Regions from separate parts of the Homo sapiens genome. Here region 2 is linked to region 1. Evidence: chromatin contacts called from ENCODE Hi-C or POLR2A ChIA-PET data. All regions are on one chromosome and are shown on one strand. The core of a region is the stretch at or near the end of the contact, and the rest is flanking DNA. Distances in the headings are between cores, read along the strand shown. Region 1 overlaps LOC105369656 (a long non-coding RNA gene). Region 2 overlaps LINC02446 (long intergenic non-protein coding RNA 2446).

What was found. Hi-C counts contacts between places; a loop is a spot of excess contacts on that map. ChIA-PET counts read pairs that join two places held with the same protein, here RNA polymerase II (POLR2A). Pooled maps may share reads with other maps.
Region 2: a pooled map shows a loop between it and region 1 (2.0-fold over the local background). The contact joins two enhancer-like sites. A Hi-C loop is called at or near these places in 5 of 50 pooled maps. POLR2A ChIA-PET finds 5 or more read pairs at or near these places in 3 of 52 experiments (GM12878, activated CD8-positive, alpha-beta memory T cell and activated T-cell).

The regions. Positions count from the first base shown.
Region 1 is chr12:10,284,810-10,287,761 of GRCh38, forward strand. All of the region lies in intron 1 of LOC105369656 (a long non-coding RNA gene), which reads right to left. It also overlaps a transcript of KLRD1 not described here. Among named protein-coding and RNA genes, the nearest start is that of KLRD1, 22 kb to the right of the region's middle. Within about 2 kb of position 1,267, at least 3 of the 41 ENCODE cell types and tissues checked have a DNase peak (open chromatin) inside an H3K27ac peak, as active enhancers do.
Region 2 is chr12:10,555,687-10,558,593 of GRCh38, forward strand. All of the region lies in intron 1 of LINC02446 (long intergenic non-protein coding RNA 2446), which reads left to right. Among named protein-coding and RNA genes, the nearest start is that of LINC02446, 3.8 kb to the left of the region's middle. Within about 2 kb of position 1,530, at least 4 of the 41 ENCODE cell types and tissues checked have a DNase peak (open chromatin) inside an H3K27ac peak, as active enhancers do.

The DNA of each region.
Region 1 (2,952 bases), core at 17-2,516:
CGTCTCTACTAAAAATACAAAATTAGCCGGGCATGGTGGTGCATGCCTGTAATCCCAGCTACTCAGGAGGCTGAGGCAGGAGAATTGCTTGAACCTGGGAGGCGGAGGTTGCGGTGAGCCCAGATCGTGCCATTGCACTCCAGCCTGGGCAACAAGAGCGAAACTCCATCTCAAAAAAAAAAGAAATTAGGGTCTCTGTATCCTACACATCATTTAGTTTCCACTTAAAAGTTTTTAGATGTATGGTGAGAGAACTATATATAAAAGAACAATCTATGCCCTATTCCTGTGAGATTTCTCTTCATTATCTGGCTCTACTGATGTTGCCAGTGTACCATGCTAGCAATGTTGCATATTAACCTGGAGTAAAATATCATTTCTGTATTTTCAAAATTCTTTACTACTATTTATAAAATAAATTCTTACCTTTAGATTGTGTTGTTGCTAAAATTGAAATTTAAGTAGAGAGTCGTGTGACTGATAAAAATGGGTTCCTTCTTTTAAAAACAGTCTGTAAAACCACAGCCAGTCAAGTCACGTTTATTCTAGAAATTATTTTTGCCATATGCTAGTTTTCTTTTCCTCTCATGTGAACCATCTTTATGTCTAGTCTGAAAAATTCCTGTTACAGTCACCATTCTGTCATGATAAGGGTTCTGAAATAACTCAGGGACAAACCATTCCTTTCTTTAAGCTTCCAATATGAAATAAGTCCTTTGTGTATCAATAGTCACCAGGATAATTTTTCACATGGTTTTATTTAACATCTTTCTTCATGGTACCTTAAAGTTGTTTTTTTTGTGTGTCTTTACCTGCCCATTATTTCCACCTACAAAACACGCTATCTCTAAGCACATTATCCGAAGAAAATTCCAGTTAAAAATCATCTCATAGAAAATATGACTAGTATTTACAGTCCAGTCAATGCTTTATGATTCTTATGTTATTTTTTCTTTGTGATTGACTCTTTCCTATTCCCTCCTCTTCTCTTAACAGGTAAATATTGTCACAGCTCTAAGTTTAGTAATGTTTCCTATGTTTACACTTGCTGGAATAACAAAAATAGCGCAGCTACAGTGCTAGTGATCAGCCACATCCATGCTTGTAAACCTCAGTTCTGGTCTCTTCTCTCCTCCTTAAGCTGTGTCTTCTGCTTTTTGCCCAGGTAAATTGCTTCAACTCCCAATATTGTTTGCAACAGCATCTTACTGTTTTCGCCAGACACGCCATTTCCTCTACCCATTACCCATCCACTTTATCCCCAACATCCTGCGGCCACACCAAGACCAGTGTAGGTGTTAACTGTTATTTTAGGCAGCAGCAACTCTGTGGTTGGAAACATTCTGTACCATACGGTGTGATGTGTCAGCCACACCTGTTACACATAAAGTGTACTGATGACTGAGGTCTCACAGGGGTCCAGGGTCATATCAGAGTCCGGAGATTTCCGTGAAAGCTTAAAGTTCAGTCTGCAAACTCACTGTAACTAATAATGAATAGCTTATGTCCTATCTACCTCAATATGTTTCTTAATGGTTTTGAGCACTAATTAGGTGTTAAATACCCTATATGTTTATACATTAAACCATTCTCAGAACATATTTCCAATAAACTATTTAGTTGCATTTTACGTTTTACACATGATGGAAAAGAATCTTAAAGGGGTTATGTAACCTACTCAAGTTTACGATCTACCAAAAGCAGAATCAAACATTTGAAACTACTCACTTTTGACATCTTGTATTTAGCAGATTGAAGAAGCAGAAAGAATAATTACCTGATAAGGATTGATTAGAAATTAGTTTTGAATGCAAAATAGTCTTTGAATCATCATTTTATTTCGCTTATGGTGCTTTTTTTTTTTTTTTTTTTTTTTTTTTATAGAGACGGGATCTCACTTTGTTGCCCAGGCTGGTCCCAAACTCCTGAGATCAAGTCATGCTCCCATCTTGGCCTCCCAAAGTGTTGGAATTACAGGCATGAGCCACCGCATCTGGTCCCGTAACTGTTTACATTCAGTTTTGTTCTTATAAAGAACCTCACTGGGCACCAGGTGCAGTGGCTCACACCTGTAATCCCAGCACTCTGGGAGGCGAGGCAGGGGGATCACCTGAGGTCATGAGTTCGAGACCAGCCTGGCCAATGTGGCAAAACCCCATTTCTACTAAGAATACAACAATTAGACGGGCGTGGTGGTGCGCCTGTAGTCCCAGCTACTCAGGAGGCTGAGGCAGGAGAATCGCTTGAACCCGGGAGGCAGAGGTTGCAGTGAGCTGAGATTGTACCACTGCACTCCAGCCTGGGTGACAGAGTGAGACTCTGTCTCAAAACAAAAACAAAACCCTCTTTTTTTTTATTGTTTATCTGTTTGTGTTTTTTTGATGATTAAAAACCGTGGTGAAACTGTACCTAAAAGCAAAGATGGATATGCATTGTAAGGCACAGGTTTGAAGTTAGACAGCCATGGGAGAATGCAAGGGTATGTATGAGATTGGTATAGTCAATAAGTATTTGCTGGTATTTGTTTCATACACAAATACATGCATATATACAAATAACTCCGAATTTTTTTTTATTTAACACTCAGACCTCTCACAGATAGGTTGCAAAAAAATGTTATACAAATAATGAGAGCATTTCCTCCCATGAAACCTAACTTCAAACAAATCCAAATAAATTCTAAGTTTTAAAAAAGACCATCCATTTTGGTGCCAACATCCTTTTCAAGTGAATTATTTATATACTGAAGTATTATAAAACCTATAAATAGATATTGTTATATATAAACAGATACTTTTACGAATTAAATTATGCTTCTTAGAAGACAGAAGCATGAAATGGAGAAACGAGGAAATAAAATATGTAACTAAAAATTTGCTAGGACTTTAAAAACCACCCCTAGGTTATACAAAACTACGGGGATAACTTAGTTTAATTATCTGTCTAAATACG
Region 2 (2,907 bases), core at 280-2,779, 270 kb after region 1:
CTAAGTGAATTGTAGGCTATACTTTATATAATTTTATTTCATATGCTTATAAAATAAGAAGAATCCATGACACCTTTTAACTTAAAAATTGAATCAAAATAAAATCAGGCATAGAAAATTAATAGTGATGATCTTAAATTGATTTAAATACAATTGATACTATTAATCTGAAAATGACTAATTTTATATGAATATCCACATAAAGACAATAAAAATAATGATAAAATTAATAAATTTGGACATTGAGGAAAGAGACATGAAAATATCGAAGTCTTCACATTTTCATACCAGAGAAACAATCTTTACTACAAGTAAAACATATTTTTAAAAGAATAAAAGTCTAGTGACTTCAAAATCTTTATAAAAATAGTATTTCTCTTAATCTTAAAAGGGAAAACTTAGGAAATAGTGTCTTATGTTAAAGAAACATTAATTCTAAATATTAATTCATTTAGTTTAATTTTCTGCCTTATTTTCTACTAGATCCTGCTAATGTAAAATTTAATAGTTTTTTTACAATTAAAGCACAATATGTATAGTATAATCCTATTTTACTAAATGCTTTTCTGTCCTAATATTCTACTTATTCATCTGTATATATATCCAACTATAATACATTAATAGATTGTATAATCACAATGACTATTTCTTGGTTACATATAACATTTTGGATTAAAAAAAAACTTTTTCCTGTATAATTACCTGCAATTTTTCGTATAGAATCTATAATGTATTTTAAGAAGCAATTGTTTGTTTAATTAAACAAACTTTTTTAAATTTAAAAATGACTGGAAGGGTATTTAAAAGTATTTTAAGTACTCTTTAAAAGAATTTTTAAGTAATTACAAATGGTGTAATTTGTCTTCTTTGTGCTTTTATGTAACAATTTCTAAAAATATTTCATTTTGGCTTCCAGATATTTAATCTGCATGTTGTCATGCCTTTGAGAATATTGGACAAACACATTTGTAAAATTTCATGTGTCATATGTATTATCAGGTAGACACATAAAGAAGAGCACACAATAACTGGAGAACATTGTAGAGAAACTCCAGAAATGTGTTCAATAAAATATAGCACCTTAAAGCAAAAAAAAAAAAAAGATATTTTAACTCTTGGTGATTCTGAGATAAAAACAAACAAAAACACCTGTATATTTGTATCATAGATCAATTCTACATCATCTTTGATTGGAGATTACAAGTAAAATCTAAAACACATACACGCTAAACACACTCCTTACATATAAATTGTACTAGTGCACATTTAAATATATGTTTAATATGCATATATATGTTTAATATATAATGTATACCATTTGAACTTAATTAGAAAATAGTATATGTAGAGGGAAATCGATCTCTTAAAAAGTGGTGGTTAGTGTTAGCAAAAGGCATGCAGGGCTCAATAAATATTTGTGGAAAGAATGAAGGTATGAATGAACAAATGTATGTATGAATTAATATCCAAATCTAGAGAGACAGAGTTAGAGGGATAACAGCCCAGTGGTTTTCTTATTCTCAGGGTTTTTCCCTCCCTCTCTTTCATGCCCTAGCCAGGCACTCTTTTTCGATAATTTGCAAAGAAAATACTATGAAGAGTCTGAAGTAAAAGTTCACTTGTTGAACCCGATGTTTTCTTTCCCCCAGGCATTGGGAAGGGGAAGGCAGAAAAGCGGAGTGCAAAATGAAGTGGTAGTGGGTGCTAACTAACAAGAGAACCTTTGAACACGATGGGACAGAAATAAGGTCATGCATTTTCTACTATCTGTCACCTGTGGACAACTTGCCACTTCAACAGTTCTGGACACTTTTAAGCTCCCCCGAGGAGAAGATAGGAAACTTGGACACCCTGTGTGGGATTGAGAATCACAAAGGGGCAGTCTCGCACCTGGTCAAGATAAAGCTGAACTGAACTCTTCATTCACAAGTGGGATTCTCGTAAGAGGCAGGAAAGCAGGGACCGTCTGTCACTACAGACAGCAAGAAGAGGTGAACCTTAATGAGGGAAGAAAACAGATTCTATTAGGGGAAAAAAACATTTAATCAGAAAATAAGGCTCTGGAAAGAAAAGGCCAATTGGGGCTTTGTCTGAAGAAATAACAGAGTATTTTTCTGCCAGAGAAAGCAAGTCCAAGGGAGGAATTTTCAGATTGACCAAAGAGTATTGGTCTACATCATTAGTACTTTCAGTGAGAAATAACTGAAAATAAACTAGAGCAAAAGTTCCCCAGGTGTGGTTCCAGGACCAGCAACTGAAACATCACCTGGGAACTGTTAAAAATGCAAATTCTTGGGCTCTCCGCCAGAATCACTGAATCAGAAACTCTGAAATGGGACCCAATAATCAGCAGCTTAACAAGCTCTCCAGGTGATTCTTATGCCAAATAAAGTTTGAAATTCCCTGGTGCTGGCGCTGGAAGCAAATGAGTCACAGCTGTGAAGAATCCCTACCATTAATACCCTGGGTGGGATAAATAAAAATGGGAAACTAAAAAGTTAAATGATCAGAGGTTGGCTGTAGTTCAAAAGTAAGGATATACCTGAATATAAAATTCTTTCTTAACCTAAATGCAAAATGGGAATATGTTTAATCATTTATATAGCATCTCACTGGTTTTTTCCAGCTTGAGACATGATTCACAAAAATTGTATATATTTAAAATGTACATGATGTTTTGATATACATATACATTGTGAAACAATTACCACAATGAAGTTAACATAACCATGACCTCACCTAGCCACCATTTTGTGTGTGTGGGGTTAAAAACCCTTAAGACCTGCTCTTAGCAAATGTCAAGTATACAGTACCTTATTATTAACTATAGTCACCATGCTGTACGTTAGGTCTCCAGAACTTACTCATCTTCTAACTAAAAGTTTGACTAACTTCTCCCCCAGCCCC